Regions from separate parts of the Mus musculus genome. Here region 2 is linked to region 1. A link is a loop called in an ENCODE intact Hi-C map of the cell type or tissue named here. Cell type or tissue: heart. All regions are shown on one strand.

The links. Hi-C counts contacts between places; a loop is a spot of excess contacts. Peaks named below come from ENCODE experiments on the same cell type or tissue, not always from the same donor. Only the 100,000 strongest peaks of a DNase experiment are listed, where the experiment ranks them.
Region 2: a loop joins it to region 1, with 2.5 times the contacts of the local background. A loop is called at or near these places in 3 of 42 quality-filtered maps.

The regions. Positions count from the first base shown.
Region 1 is chr3:129,631,105-129,639,104 of GRCm38, forward strand. It overlaps Elovl6 (ELOVL family member 6, elongation of long chain fatty acids (yeast)), which reads left to right. Exons shown (of 5, transcript NM_130450.2): 5 at 1,956-7,391. The coding sequence ends at 2,386. Among named protein-coding and RNA genes, the nearest start is that of Gm35986, 100 kb to the left of the region's middle. In heart, a CTCF peak has its summit at 3,612 (motif pointing left); no DNase peak of the experiment used is centred here; H3K27ac peaks cover 367 bases.
Region 2 is chr3:129,418,411-129,426,410 of GRCm38, forward strand. Gm35787 (a long non-coding RNA gene) reads left to right here and starts at 4,708. Exons shown (of 5, transcript XR_376058.2): 1 at 4,708-4,798; 2 at 5,705-5,771. In heart, a CTCF peak has its summit at 3,686 (motif pointing left); no DNase peak of the experiment used is centred here.

The DNA.
Region 1 (8,000 bases):
AACCTGCTGAGATTTGCTTCTGTTACAACTTGGAAACATCTGCTCTGAGTCCAGGCCCTTGCTCAGTTGAGTTTATTGTTGTTTTGAAGTGCCAACTCAGCAGTCCTTCAGCTAACTCTTCCAAGAGGAGCTCAGCTGTCTGTGACAAGCCACATACACAGAGTTGCATCAGCACATCTCTCGGTGGCTGTGACAGCCTTGGGAGAAGAGTTGCTATTGACTTCCATAGGCACACAGAGATCTTGGATATAAGAAACTCTATGGCTTGAATGCTAGCTGTCTCTTGGCTGAAAATAACTGGGCCAATGGTTGTAGGACTCGCCATAAGCAGGATCATGAGTCAGAGGTAACAAAGAAAAATGACAAAGCAGACACCTTCAAGAAATCAACACCCTTTGTTTATACTTGGCCAGCCCCAATTCCATACCAAGGCATATTTATTTGCTCAAAAAAGATAGGCTGGCCAACATCAAACCCATCACAGTCTTTGGGGCTATCATGCATTTCTTAGTTCCTCTACAGTTTTTGCCATTTCTGCAAACTCCATGATTTGGTATGACTCAGGAAAATGGAAAATGATTCTGGGCTGTTTCATCAGAAGAACTCTATTTGCATCAAAAGGCAAGGCTCTAACTAAATAGTAATAGCAAAGTCCTTGGAGTCATGGTTGGACCTTCCGGAACCTCAGGGTATGTTATGGGAAACCAGCATACTCAATGTGTGTACTAAGGACAATAACTTTGGTATGGCTCTGAGTAGCACTGCTCAGAACCATTGAAGGGAGCTAGTTACCCTCAGCTTCTACCATCCTGAACATGAGTTCTGTAAAAGACTCGGTGTAAATTTACGTGGCTATTGTTTTCAAGACTTCATGACAGATCGTTCTCCCTTTCTTACACTCCTCCCAAAGTAATCAGCCCTACTGAGACTCTCCAGCGTACAGACAGGAGAGAGCACAGAGTACTTCAGTAATGCAGGCCCTGTCTTGTTAGATAAGAAGTTCCTCACGCAAGAGTGATGTGATAGGATGGTATTTAAAGAGTAAGGCAGGATGAAGTGCTTATTGTTTTAGGACAAATTGCTTTTACTACAATTGAGTATTGTATCAAATTGATATTTTTAATGAATATTAAGAGACTCATTAAAAACCATCTTGATTAGAACTGACTAGATTAGTTTTGAAGATGGAATTCCTTAGACTTCTACCTTTCCACTACTAACAAAGGTGAGCCAGAAGTGTTGTGTCTACATTATAGTCCAGAAAGGAAAGGAAGGCACAGAGCGGTATAGTAGTAGCAAGGAGAGTTTGGCCCTTAAGTATACGTATGAGAGTGGCCATCGCCTTCTGTCATTTCTGTCCTTATAGTCATCAATAAAATCAGCATCCCACAAGAGAGCAGAGGATTTCAATAGAAATTTTGTACTAGGCTTAGAAACGTTACCACTGGCAACTTGGCTTTCCGTTTTAGACAAATATAAAGTTATTAGGTTTAATAATTCAGTAGGGAAATAAATAACAGCTCTGGTAAATGCAACAGGGACTGATGGCACCAGAGCCCTCAGAAGCTTGAGGCTTCCCAAGGTCCAGCATTACTAGGCCTTGACTGCATCAAGAACTCTAGGCCATCCACCAAGTATGTGAGGGGTAAGCCTTGGGTTGTCCTGGTTCCGTTTTTCTGTCATGAAATCTTGGAGTATTTGGTTGGGCACTTGAGTTTGCACTTCAGTCTGCTACCTGGTCGTACTTGCTTTGAGAGCAGTCACCTGTCCCCCTTCTGGTCATCTTTTCTGTTATATATATGGTTGAATCTGCTTGGTGCTGTCTGTTTCAGGTATGATGTTCTGTGGACGATCTCGAAGAGTAGCCTTGTCTTGCTTGTTCAAGATGTCTGCTCCTTAGAGCCGGCCTTGGTCTTCTTCACTCACGAGGCTTTGTTCCGCTCTTTGTCTTCCAGGTGACACGATATTCATCATTCTGAGGAAACAGAAACTGATCTTCCTGCACTGGTACCACCACATCACTGTGCTCCTGTACTCCTGGTACTCCTACAAAGACATGGTCGCTGGGGGTGGTTGGTTCATGACTATGAACTATGGCGTGCATGCCGTCATGTACTCTTACTACGCCTTGCGGGCTGCGGGTTTCCGAGTCTCCCGGAAGTTTGCCATGTTCATCACCTTGTCCCAGATCACTCAGATGCTGATGGGCTGTGTCATTAACTACCTGGTCTTCAACTGGATGCAGCATGACAACGACCAGTGCTACTCCCACTTTCAGAACATCTTCTGGTCCTCGCTCATGTACCTCAGCTACCTTGTGCTCTTCTGCCATTTCTTCTTTGAGGCCTACATCGGCAAAGTGAAGAAAGCCACGAAGGCTGAGTAGTGTCAGGGCTGAGGAGGAAGTCATAGCTCAGGGTCATCACGAAAAATAATCGACAAAAGAAAAATGGCACAAGGAATCCCATATGGTGCAGCTAAAACAAAACAAAACATCCGTATGAGCAGGCACGAGGCCCAAGGCAGCTTGGGACTGAAGATTAGGTTGTAAGTTTATGATCCTTTCTGGGTGAGGACTCGCTGAGTGCAACTCTTATCTCAAAGCACGGCTGCTGAGGGGACCCCTTCCCTCTGGCCTGTCAACTCTAGAACACACTAGATGCAAAGGCAGCCACGGGCAAAGAGATTGGGCAGAGATTAGTGGACGGCCAGCAAAACACTGCAGGAAGCAGGTGGGGGGAGGAATCTACTCAGCCTTTTTGTTTTGTTTTGTTTTGTTTTGTTTTGTTTTTCTCTAAGGATAAAGGAGTTTCCCCTTTTCAAACGATGTGAGCACACACACACACACACACACACACACACACACACACACACACGCAATCTTTTCAACACGAAACCAGAGCTAAAAGAAAAGATAAACATGGGAGAGACAGGGTTTCTATCTGGGACAGCAATGCTTTTGCAAAAGGCTAGGCCTTTTAAAGAAAGGTGAGCTTGTAACTCCTTGATAAAAGATGTCTTAATTATTTTTACTGCAACTGAAAGTAAAGAGGTAGAGCCTTTCCCCTTCTGCACAGCCTCAGGGCTTGTATGTTCGCTACAACCAAACACAGGACAGTACTTCCCCCATGATACTTTATTACTGGGAGAAAGAAACCCCTGTAGTTGAAACACCACACTGACAACTGTTATTTCTGCTCTCCGACGAGAATTCAAGCATCCGTTGTTCAGTTGCCCCAAACTTTAGGACGGAGGAGTAAATGCAGAACTGAAAGGGAAGAAGCTCAGCTGGCTGGCTTGAAAATGGAGTCTTGTACCATGTGTAACAAATGCCAGCCCATCGTCCCTGGAGCTGAACAGGGAGGAAGGGCTATGGGCAGAGACTAGAGCCGGATTCATCCAATGTGCAGACAGCGTGTTCGCCTCCCTCCCTGTTCGACCTCACACATAATCCTGGCTTTCTAAATGAGGCCCTGTGACACACTCTGTGCTTTCTATATTTTTGTGACTTTCAAACACAGATCTGCAGGGCTCTGCCTGATTTGGGGTAAACACTGTGTTTCTGCAGCCTCTGCATTTGCTCCCTTCAGCAGTGCAGAGGCTTGAGAAGTGCCCTCTGCTGGCTTAGTGAGAAGCTTCAACAAACACTTCACAGTAGGTTGAAATAACTGACCACTAAGGGCCTGCGGAGATTAAACCCTAAGTTCTAAGTGCTGTCAAACACCTGACATATATTTGACCAAATCAGAAGAGAGAGAGAACCTCTATGCTTCAAGTAAGCGTCATAAATTTTTTAAGTGACTTTCACTTGAGAACTCAGAAAGTCAATGTATTAAGAGCCATATTCTGAAAGAAAGAAAGAGAAAGAAAGAAAGAAAGAAAGAAAGAAAGAAAGAAAGAAAGAAAGAAAGAAAGAAAGAAAGAAAAAGAAAGAAAGAAAGAAGCAAGCTAGACAATGTTAACTGTAATATTTCAGTCCTCTACAAGCCAAATAAATGTGTCGATGTTCCTAATATTTCAAAGACGCAATTACATAAAGTTGTTCAATGTGATATAATAGTATTCTAATTGGTTAAGTAGTTTAATGATTAGGCAAACTAGCAGAAACAATTAGAGGCTGCTACACCACGTAGATTATACACACATAGCCACGTACGTGAGGTACACGGAGCTATAAAGCTCAAATCAATAGTAACACGATTTTTGGCTAGCAGAAACTATCACCTATCTTCCTTTACTTGAGAGTGTACAGTAAAAGGGATTTTTTTTCAAATTATTTTTATATTATTTTAGCTTTAATTGTGCTGTCATTCATGGAACAGCTGCTCAGCAGCCTTCCTGTGAGAGATGACAGGGGTGTTTTCGTGTGGCTTGTTTACGTGTGGAATTGGAAAAGAATAAAATCTGATTCCCTTCTGTGGGAATGGGATCAAGGGTAGACAAAGGACCCATGTAGATCAAGTCATAACTGAACGACCAGGGAAGGGAGCCAGGCGGGGGCGGGAGTCAGCTGTGGCTTTCATGTTACCATTGTGTGGTGGCTGATGGACGGGACGTGGTTGGAGGGATGTTTTCTTACTTGGGGTAGAAGTTAACCGGAGATGAAAGTCTAGAAGCCACTCTGTCCAGTGGAATCTTAGGGTGTACTTGTTCCTTTGAGCTTTGTAAATGCACAATAGTGTACAATAATAAGCCTTTCCCTTGCCTTATGGAAGAAAGTGAGCAAGATAATGAAAACCAAGAAGCCACCTATCAGTTGAATTGAGTCTAATCAAAAGGCCAGCCTGAGGCTCCTCTGGTCGGTTCAGTTTAATTTAGATATTTACCATAGAATACAGGTACAATATGGAAATCTCATAAGCATAAACTTTAAAACGACTAAGCTATGCTTCCAAAGCACTTTAGTCTCAGTGTTCTTCGCTTCATGCTCTCTCCACTTGTAAAATAACTTAGACTTTTCATTCGCAGGATGAGTATATAATAATTAAGTTTCCAAACCAGCTAAACTGTAGCTACAGGCAATTCCAGTGTTCACCATGGGAAGAAAAAGCCACATGTTTTTTTAAAAACACAGAATTCTGATATAGGCTCAGCACACAGTTTTTAACATATCAGCTTAGCTGCTCTAATTGTATCAAGATACGAGGCTGGACCACTGGCCTATGACACATCTAAAACCTGCCAGAATTGACTGCCACGTAGATAATACTGCTGTCAGTGAACATTCCGGGCAAGCAAGTTTTTGTAGCTGCCCCACTATGCTGCAATAGATTATCTTTCTATTGAAGATTTCTCGCTGCATTCCAATCCCAGTGTGGTGAAAACTTAATTCCTGGATTGAATGAACACAAATCCAAGGTTTCATATAAACGCAGTGCGGTCACTAGGTCTGAGCATCAACTCAAATGTGTTGAGTTTGCAATGAAATTCTAGTGAGAATCACTCCATTCACACAGTAGGAGATTTTTATCTGGACCTTCTAGTGTCAACTGTGAGGAGAAACAACAACTATCATTATTATTTATTTATTGTATTTATATCCAATGCCAGGCCAAAGTATTGATTTAGATCAAGCAGTGCCCTTCCCCCCCTCCCAACCCCCCATCTTTCTAATCCTTCTGCACTATAGAAAGTCAAGACTGGAGGGGAAATCCATATTCATTGCTGCAGGGGAAAGCAGGTTTATTAATCCTCCCGCTGTCTTTATGAGACCGATTGACCAATGTAGCTCAGGCAGAAGTTTCATGTGGGTGGGATATCTACAGGAGCCTAGGAAAACACTTCCAGAGAAGATAACCACAGACTGTTGTTTTTGTTCATTTGTTTTATATCTTCATGGTAAGATAAGCCTGTCACGGAGTTACAAGGCACCATGACACTAAGGTAGAATGTTCCAGAAGTCTGGCTACCTTCCCAGGCTGCTCAGTTACCTGGGAGTGTCTAGTTACTATCTTGTTCTGACGAGAGGAGCTTTTGCTCAAGAACTGCCAGATACAGACACCAAGTCAGCCCTGGCACACTCTACAACCTCCGGGCATAGGTAATGGGTCTTTGACTATTGGATTGCCTCAGTGTCAAGTGAGTTCCTAGAAGAAGAGACCGAGTAGGCTCCACCCCCCAGACTCCACCACACTCTGAGTTGCATTGGCAGGATCGGTGTCTAGACACAGTTCTTTGTGAAGTGTCAATGCTAGAGACAGTTGTGAGGAGATCATGATGACAGCCCAGAACTTTCTAGCCTTCAAATGCATCCTTTTCCAGTCTTTGTTTTGATAACAGCTATTTTGCTATCAGTTTGGGACAACAGTAGAGTCTGTGGCCATGTGATCTACAGCTTATGATCACACAGCTCCCATTTCCTGGTGCCTGAGATCCCAGCCATCAGAAAGTGATTTGGGTGAGAATTCACAACATATATGTCACCTCTGCATATTGAAGTGACATCTAATAAAACAAGGACGTCCTATTTTGTCTGAACCCGCTGAATGAAGCTCTGTTATCCTAGTTAGTCATTGGGCCGCCATCCTCTGTACCCGATAGTGACACAAAACAGATGTCGGTGCCTGTACAAGAATTCTCAGTGCCTGTTGTGACAGACTGTGCTTAGAAGAAACATTCGTGAGCCATAAAGCAGGAACCACAGATGAAAGGGCCAGTTAAAAGTCCACCTGCTCCAAGTATCATAGAAAACCCAAAAGCCTGTTGTATAATCTGGTATTGTCCCCATCCCCAGATGCTTTGAAAACTAGGATTCTCAGAGCATGGATACCCACGCTTCCATCTTCCCACAAACATTTCCTAGAGTTGTACTGGTGGGTGCAGCGCCTAGGTGGTTGGTTGGGGGAAGTCTTGGAAGCTGTACTTTGATTGCAGGTCAAGCAAAGCCAAATCCAGATATTTCTGTGTCACTCACCAGTTGTCCATGTCCACCCACAAAACAATTGTATTATAGTCAAGTTGTCCTAGCTGATTGGTCCTCAAATAAGGATGCAACTATGTTTGCAACCCAGTTAGGACACATTTGAAAGAACCTGACTCACTAGCATCTAAACAATATCATTTCCCCAATGCTTGGTGGCACTTCAGACTTTTGTTCTCCTGGTTGATCAAGGTGTTGCCTGGTGGTGCCGCCTCCTAGTGTGAATATTTCAGTTAAGTGTGGGTCTGAGCATGACCGGGCTGGGCTTAGCTCACTGCTACTTGGAAAATGACTGGCATTCTGCTTCCTAGGCCCTAAACCCATATTCAGAGGGAAAATTCACTATCAAGCCTCACAGCGAAATCACAGCAGTGTTGGAATTCTTATTTTCAAGTGCTTATCTCACAACATTGAAAAATATTTTTGGTGTATTAAGATTTAAAATAAAGTCATCATAACTTTTGATTTAAAACTGTTTCTAGTTCTTTGTTGTTTTCTGGTCTGGAGCGGTCCAAAGAGGACACTGTAGGCCATCCAGAATTCTCTGGAAAGTCATTCCTATATCCATGTGCTGATAGAATACACGAGTGGCTAAGATTGCTCTTGCTTTCTCTGGCGACCCACCAATGACATACAAGGACTATGAACATGTGGGTGTCAATTCCACAAGGTACCTAGCTCCTCCAGAACGCCTTTCATGGTTACAGCATCTTACAGATGACACTGTTCACATTGCCTTTTGGCTCTTCATGAAGTCTTTCTGAGATAAATGAAATAGACTCCAGTTAAAACCGCTGTGGTGGAGGCAAATATAGAGATAACATCCCCTTAGACATTGCAATTTTGCTATACCCATTCATTTGACAAGAAGTCCGATGTAGGGGGCTGGAGAGATGGCAGTGGTTAAGAGCACTGACTGCTCTTCCAGAGTTCCTGAGTTCAATTCATGGTGGCTCACAACCATCTGTAATGGGGTCAGATGCCCTCTTCTAGTGTGCCTGAAGACAGTTACAGCATACTCATATACATAAAATAAATAAATCTTTTAAAAAAAAGTTGAATATAAATTGAAAAATCCAGT
Region 2 (8,000 bases), 210 kb before region 1:
TTGGAAATGCTGTCTTTTTTCCACTGGATGGCTTTAGCTCCCTGTCAAAGATCAAGTGACCATAGGTGTGTGGGTTCATTTCTGGGTCTTCAATTCTATTCCATTGGTCTACTTGTCTGTCGCTATACCAGTACCATGCAGTTTTTTATCACAATTGCTCTGTAGTAAAGCTTTAGGTCAGGCATGGTGATTCCACCAGAGGTTCTTTTATCCTTGAGTAGAGTTTTTGCTAGCCTAGGTTTTTTGTTATTCCAGATGAATTTGAAGATTGCTCTTTCTAGTTCGTTGAAGAATTGAGTTGAAATTTTGATGGGGATTGCATTGAATCTGTAGATTGCTTTTAACAAGATAGCCATTTTTACAATGTTGATCCTGCCAATCCATGTGCATGGGAGATCTTTCCATCTTCTGAGATCTTCTTTACTTTCTTTCTTCAGATACTTGAAGTTCTTATCATACAGATCTTTCACTTCCTTAGTTAGAGTCACACCAAGATATTTTATATTATTTGTGACTATTGAGAAGGGTGTTGTTTCCCTAATTTCTTTCTCAGCTTGTTTATTCTTTGTGTAGAGAAAGGCCATTGACTTGTTTGAGTTAATTTTATATCTAGCTACTTCACCGAAGCTGTTTATCAGGTTTAGGAGTTCTCTGGTGGAATTTTTAGGGTCACTTATATATACTATCATATCATCTGCAAAAAGTGATATTTTGACTTCTTCTTTTCCAATTTGTATCCCCTTGATCTCCTTTTGTTGTCAAAAAGCTCTGGCTAGGACTTCAAGTACAATGTTGAATAGGTATGGAGAAAGTGGGCAGCCTGTCCATCCCTGATTTTAGTGGGATTGCTTCCAGCTTCTCACCATTTACTTTGATGTTGGCTACTGGTTTGCTGTAGATTGCTTTTATCGTGTTTAGGTATAGGCCTTGAATTCCTGATCTTTCTAAGACTTTTATCATGAATGGGTGTTGGATCTTGTTGAATGCTTTCTCCGTGACTAAGGAGATGATCATGTGTTTTTTGTCTTTGAGTTTGTTTATATAATGGATTACGTTGATGGATTTCCATACATTAAACCATCCCTGCATCCCTGGAATAAAACCTGCTTGGTCAGGATGGATGATTGTTTTAATGTGTTCTTGGTTTCGGTTAGCGAAAATTTTATTGAGTATTTTTGCATCAATATTCATAAGGGAAATTGGTCTGAAGTTTTCTATCATTGTTGGATCTTTCTGTGGTTTAGGTATCAGAGTAATAGTGGCTTCATAGAATGAGTTGGGTAGAGTGCCTTCTACTTCTATTTTGTGGAATAGTTTGTGCAGAACTGGAATTAGATCTTCTTTGAAAGTCTGATAGAACTCTGCACTAAACCCATCTGGTCCTGGGCATTTTTTGGTCCCTTATTACTTTTAATATTCTATCTTTATTTAGTGCATTTTTTTCTGATTATTATGTGTCGGGAGGAATTTCTTTTCTGATCCAGTCTATTTTGAGTTCTGAAGGCTTCTTGTATGTTCATGGGCATCTCTTTCTTTAGGTTTGGGAAGTTTTCTTCTATAATTTTGTTGAAGATATTTGCTGGCCCTTTAAGATGAAAATTTTCATCCTCATCTACTCCTATTATCCATAGGTTTGGTCTTCTCATTGTGTCCTGGATTTCCTGGATGTTTTGAGTTAGGATTTTTTTGCATTTTGCATTTTCTTTGATTGTTGTGCAGATGTTCTCTATGGAATCCTCTGCACCTGAGATTCTTTCTTCCATCTCTTGTATTCTGTTGCTGATGCTCGTATCTATGGTTCCAGATTTCTTTCCTAGGGTTTCTATCTCCAACATTGCCTCACTTTGGGTTTTCTATATTGTGTCTACTTCCCTTTTTAGGTCTAGTATGGTTTTGGTCATTTCCATCACCTGTTTGGATGTGCTTTCCTGTTTTTCTTTAAGGACTTCTATCTGTTTGGTTGTGTTTTCCTGTTTTTCTTTAAGGACTTGTAACTCTTTAGCAGTGTTCTCCTGTATTTCTTTAAGTGAGTTATTAAAGTCCTTCTTGATGTCCTCTACCATAATCATGAGATATGCCTTTAAATCCGGGTCTAGGTTTTCGGGTGTGTTGGGGTGCCCAGGACTGGGTGAGGTGGGAGTGCTGCATTCTGATGATGGTGAGTGGTCTTGGTTTCTGTTAGTGAGATTCTTACGTTTGCCTTTTGTCATCTGGTAATCTCTGGAGTTAGTTGTTATAGTTGTCTCTGGTTAGAGCTTGTTCCTCCCATGATTCTGTTAGCCTCTATCAGCAGACCTGGGAGACAAGCTCTCTCCTGAGTTTCAGTGGTCTGAGCACTCTCTGCAGGCAAGCTCTCCTCTTGCAGGGAAGGTGCACAGATATCTGACGTTTGGACCTGCCTCCTGGCAGAAGATGAAGGCCTGAAATAGGACCTGTCCCAGAAGCTGTTAGCTTCTGTAGTCCACACTCTCACCTTTGCAGACTAATCTCAGAGGAATCCAGGAACCAAAATGGCTTCCCCAAGTACTCAGGCAAAGCCCTCCCAGACAGGGAGGGCACCTGTCCTCTGGCAGGGAAGGTGCCCAGATATCTGGAGCCCAAAACTGGGCCTGCCTCAGAAGCTGTCCTCTAGGGACGTTGGGGGTGTCCACCGACTCCACGCTCAAGGTGACCCGGTGCTGGTGCCCGGAAGGGACTTGTGACTGGCAATGTTTTTCAATATATTGTATTATTTTCTCTCACTCTTTTAAGGATGTTAGTTTTCCTTTAAAGTGTGTGTGTGTGTGTGTGTGTGTGTGTGTGTGAGAGAGAGAGAGAGAGAGAGAGAGAGAGAGAGAGAGAGAGAGAGAGAAAGAGTGAGAGAGAGGAGTTTGTGCACTCTGCATGCTGTGCTTTTGTGGAGACCAGAAGAAGGGCACACTGGATTCCTAGACCTGGAGCTGCAGCAGTGGTCCTCTGCCCCACGTGGGTGCTGGGAACCAAACTCAAGTCCTCTGGAAAAGCCACACACTCTCCTAACCTGCTGATCCATCTCTACGGCCCCTAGGGCATAGTTTTCTAACTTTATGCTTTTGCTGTCATTCTTCCCCTGTTACAATAGGAATCTCTATAAATTTTGTTAACTGAGTGTATAGAACTGCACTGGATGTATGGTAAGCACCAGCCCTCCTTCCGAGGGATGTGAGGTGAGCACCAACCAGTTAAGCAGACACTCAACTCTTTTTTTTTTTTTTTTTTTTTTTTTTTTTTTTTTTTGGTTTTTCGAGACAGGGTTTCTCTGTATAGCCCTGGCTGTCCTGGAACTCACTTTGTAGACCAGGCTGGCCTCGAACTCAGAAATCCACCTGCCTCTGCCTCCTAAGTGCTGGGATTAAAGGCGTGCGCCACCATGCCCGGCTGACACTCAACTCTTAAAATAAGCTGTAACCCATTTCAACCTTTATCTATCCTGTTCTTTACTTTTCCTAAACCTCCATCATGAGAGAGAATGGCTGCGCCTAGCTTACTGTGAAAGTACAGCTACAAAAATGATCACACAACAAAAGAATCCGGAAGTCTGTATCATTTGCCCCAATTATAATACTAAGAGTGCAGATTACTTTCATTCTCCCCCCCCCTCCCCCATGGTAGATGGCCGCTCCAAGATGGAAGAGCGCCACCTGCTGTCTGCTGAGCCCATTGGCATGCCTCGCTAAAGCATTTTAATAGTTTATGAACTCTGATCTATTTCCCACATTTTCATATGAAACTTTTCACCTAGCAATCTATTTTCCTCCCCTTCTCCATCTCCCATCTTTCTCTTTCTGGGAATGTCTTTCTGTGTTAACTGAAGGCTTTTGTATTGTAGCATACAGTACACGAACTAAGCTATTCTACCTGTGTTTATTTTACAAAAATATAAATTTTGTAACATTAAAAAAAAGTTTGGCTGGTTACTATGTAACTGATGTAAATGTGCCACAGAGCAAGGGAATGGTTCATGTGTGGAAATGTAGAAGATCTTATCTCTGGAAGCTTGAGGGAAGAGTTATTGTAGCAATTCTAGTTTTTCTGGTATGGTATACCCTTAAGATCATAACTAGCCACCGCAAGCAAATGTGCTCTGATACTTCCTTCAGATCTCACATCTTGACTTTTATAAGTAAAAATGTCTTGCTTTGTCTGTGTAACTGGTTATAGTAGACACTGCTCGTCACGGAGTGTCGCCCATCTGACTCCAAATGTCAACGGTCCATCTAACAGGCACATACTAAGTTCCTGCCAGGTGTGAGGTTCTGTTCTAGATGACCGGTGATTCAGAAGGATCCCCAACAGACATCTATTTCTTCTAGGAAGTTCTGTTCCGGTCTTTAGTTGTTCAGCCATTGCACAAGTAGGTGAAGAGGAGAGACCATCCCTGCCTTCATGGCAACTGGTAAGCAACTGGAGAGAAATAAATAATAAACACGACAAACTATGTGGTACACTGTCCTGGCTGGTTCTGAGTATCAACTTGACACAAGCCAGAGTTATCACAGAGAAAGGAGCCTCCCTTGAGAAAAAAAAAAAAAAAAAGCCCTCCATGAGATCTAGCTGTAAGGCATTTTCTCAATTAGTGATCAAGTCTGAAAGGGCCCATAGTGGGTGGTGCCATCCCTGGGCTGGTAGTCTTGAGTTCTATAAAAAAGCAAGCTGAGCAAGCCAGGGGAAACAAGCCAGTAAGTAACATCCCTCCATAGTCTCTGCATCAGCTCCTGCTTCCTGACCTACTTGAGTTCCAGTCCTGACTTCCTTTGGTGTTGAACAACAACATGGAAGGGTAAGGTGAATAAACCCTTTCCTCCACAATGTGTTTTTTGGTCATGATGTTTTGTGCAGGACTAGAAACCCTTACTAAGACATACACCAAACTGTATATCAACTATGCCCTTCCCACAAATTCATTTTCTGAGATCCAAACCCCCAGTGCCTCAGACAATAACTTTATCTGGAAGTAATTTCACCGCAGATACACTCAAGAGACTGTCAGATCATAATGGAGTGTGGCTGGCCTGTAATCCGATATAACTTAGCCTCTGTGGATGAGGGGAACGTGGACCTAGGAGGGCTGCGTGTGAAGAGGGGGTCTAAGATCAGGGCAATACGCTGTTAAGGAGCACCACAGAGCACTAACAGAACTGTGGCTGTGACTCAGGGAGCACTGCATAGCATGCATGAGGCTCAGTCTCCAGCCAAGTGTCAGGAGCTAGAGGAGAAGAATGGGCAGACTGTCCTTCCCAGCCTGCACAAAGAACCAACCTGTGATCTTGATCTCATGGATCCAGCCTCCAGAACTCTAAGATACCTAGCTCTTGGTACTGGGCTGTAAGAAATAATAAAATAGAAATGAATCTATAGACAAAAAATATAGCAAGAAAAGGTACAGGAATGTGGAGCCTCCAATCTGGGGTGAGTGACACTGAAGGAGTGACCTCTTAAGAACATAGTGATTCTTTTCTTCTGGGTGGTAAATGTTTCAGGGCATGCTAGGGGTAGTGTGTCCATGACACTGCATGCTCTACCCATGCACTTAAAGATAACTATGGGATGTGTGAAGCTCATCTTGATGAAAAATAACAGAAGTGGAGGAAAACAGATGGAGAGAGTGGGAACTTTAGCAAAGACTTAAGAGACGGAAAGTCTACAAGGGCAGGCCATAAGGGCTGTTTTGTTGGTTTTCTTGCAGCGGATGCCCAGGGAACACATTCAATGGACAGAGAGGAGAAAGGACTCTGCCCTTTCATCTGAACAGCGTGAGCATGAAAACTGGCTTACATCTTTTTTTTTTTTTTTAAATCTTTTCATTGTGGACATTTTTTTCGTTAAATGGACTTTTTGTGTGTGATATATTGTAGTTATTGTCTCCCTCCCCCAACTGCTACCAGATCCACATCCCTCTCCCCCTCCCCCTCTCCCCCCTCCCCCTTTCTCTCTCCCCTCCCTTCCCCCTCCCTTCTCCCTCTCCCTCTCTCATTCCCCCTCTCTTCCTCTCTCCCTCCCCCTCTTTCCCTTCCTCCCTGTCTCCCTTCCCCCACTCTCTTTCTCCCTCTCTCCCTCCCCCCCTCATTAAAAAACAAACATTGTGGACATTTTAAACACAAAATATTAGTAATGAAATATTAATAATGAAGCACATATCCAGCTTTGATGGTTACCCGTATTTTCTCACCTTTTTAAGTTGTTTTTTTCTTAGCACAATGACTTTCTCTGCTTTTCTATTTTTTTAAGATTTATTCATTTTTATATGCATTGATGTTTTGCCTGCACAGACTGGTGTATGTCTGTGTGAAGGTGGCAGGAAGATCCTCTAGAACTGGAGTTACAGGCAGTTGTGAGCTGCTGCCATGTGGGTGCTGGTCATTGAACCAGGGTCCTCTGGAAGAGCAACCAGTGCTCTTAACCTCTGATCCATCTGTCTCCAGCCTGCCTTTCTTTAAAAAAAAAAAAAAAAAAAATCACTGTTTGAGAATTTCAGCCTGGTGGCGGCGGCACATGCCTTTAATCCCAGCACTCAAGAGTGCAGAGGCAGGCAGATATCTGTGAGTTCGAGGCTGGCCTGGGCTATAGAGTGTTTCAGAACAAGCCAGGAATGTACACAGAGAAATCCTGTCTCAAAAACAAACAAAGAAACAAACAACACGTAATTTTATATGTACATATAATGTATGTTGATCAAATATACCCCTCGCTTCCTCTCCTGCAGCTCCTCCCATGTGCTACCCGCCACTCTTTCCAACCAACTTCTTGTACTTTTGTTTTTACCACTGCCAGCTTGGTTTTTTTTAATCAGTCTAATTACCCTGGTCCTTCTCACACCTTTATTCTTAAGGGACAACACAGTGTACTGTAAAAACTCTCAGTTGCCAATAGCGCCTCTGGTGGGGGTGGGGCTTTGTGAGCTCCTCCCCATCCATGCTGCGATATTGGCTGGCTTGGATCTTGTGCAGGTCTTGCGCATGCAGTTACAGCTGCTTATGAGTTCATGTCTACAACAGCCCTGAACAATGACCTTCTTCATGACTTTTTCACATACTTATATCATTATGGTTTACTGAAGAATAAGACAGAAGGAGCGTTGTGAGTTTGAGGCCAGCCTGGAATAGAGTAAGATCCCATCTTAAAGAGAGACTAGGAAAGAGAGGGAAGGAGGGAATAAAGGAAGGCACATGGACAGATGGACAGAGGAAAGGTGGGAGCAAGGAGGGAGGCAGAGTAAGGAGGGGATATTTTTAAACCCAAACCAACATTCATCAATCAAGAAGCTCAGATGTCCTGAGCTAGAGAAAGGGACAAGTGGTCGACTTCCCACTCATCCTTGAATATGCTAAATCAGGGCTGGAAAAGTGATTAACTTTCACTAAAAAAAAGGGAAGAAGAAAAATAAAATAACAACTGAACAGGAAAAAAAAGAAGAAAAGATTAAAAGAGAAGAAATTAAAAGAAAAAAGGGAGAACAGAAAAGGGAGGAGAAAAATGGAAAAGAGTATGGAAAAAGAGGGATGAAAATGGAGAGGAGATGATCTTATTTCATCTCCCTTCACTTCAATACCAGTGATTCTTGCCCTGGTCTTTAAAAATAATTCCCAAATGTCCTACCATTTTACTCCAAAGTGCCTTGTCATGTGTCTTAAAGGAATAACCCTTTGAGTTGTTTTTCCAGAATGACTCTGGCAACACAATTAATAGAGGAGGGGGAGGACCAAAGGCAGGGGGAGGACCTCTGCTAATTCAGTAATATCCCATGGGAAAGACAGTGGTGGAGGAGATGAGAGTGACTGGGCTGCTGTAACTTGGATATGAGAGGACAGAGAAAGATACAAACAAGGGTAAAGTGGGCACTGTGTCACATGTCTTTAATCTCAATACTCCAGAAGCAAGGCCAGCTAGCTCTCTGTGAGTCTCAGGCCAGCCTGATCTACATAGGAAGTTCCAAGACAGCCAAAGCTAAGTAGAGAGACTCTGTCTCAAATAAACAAAGATAG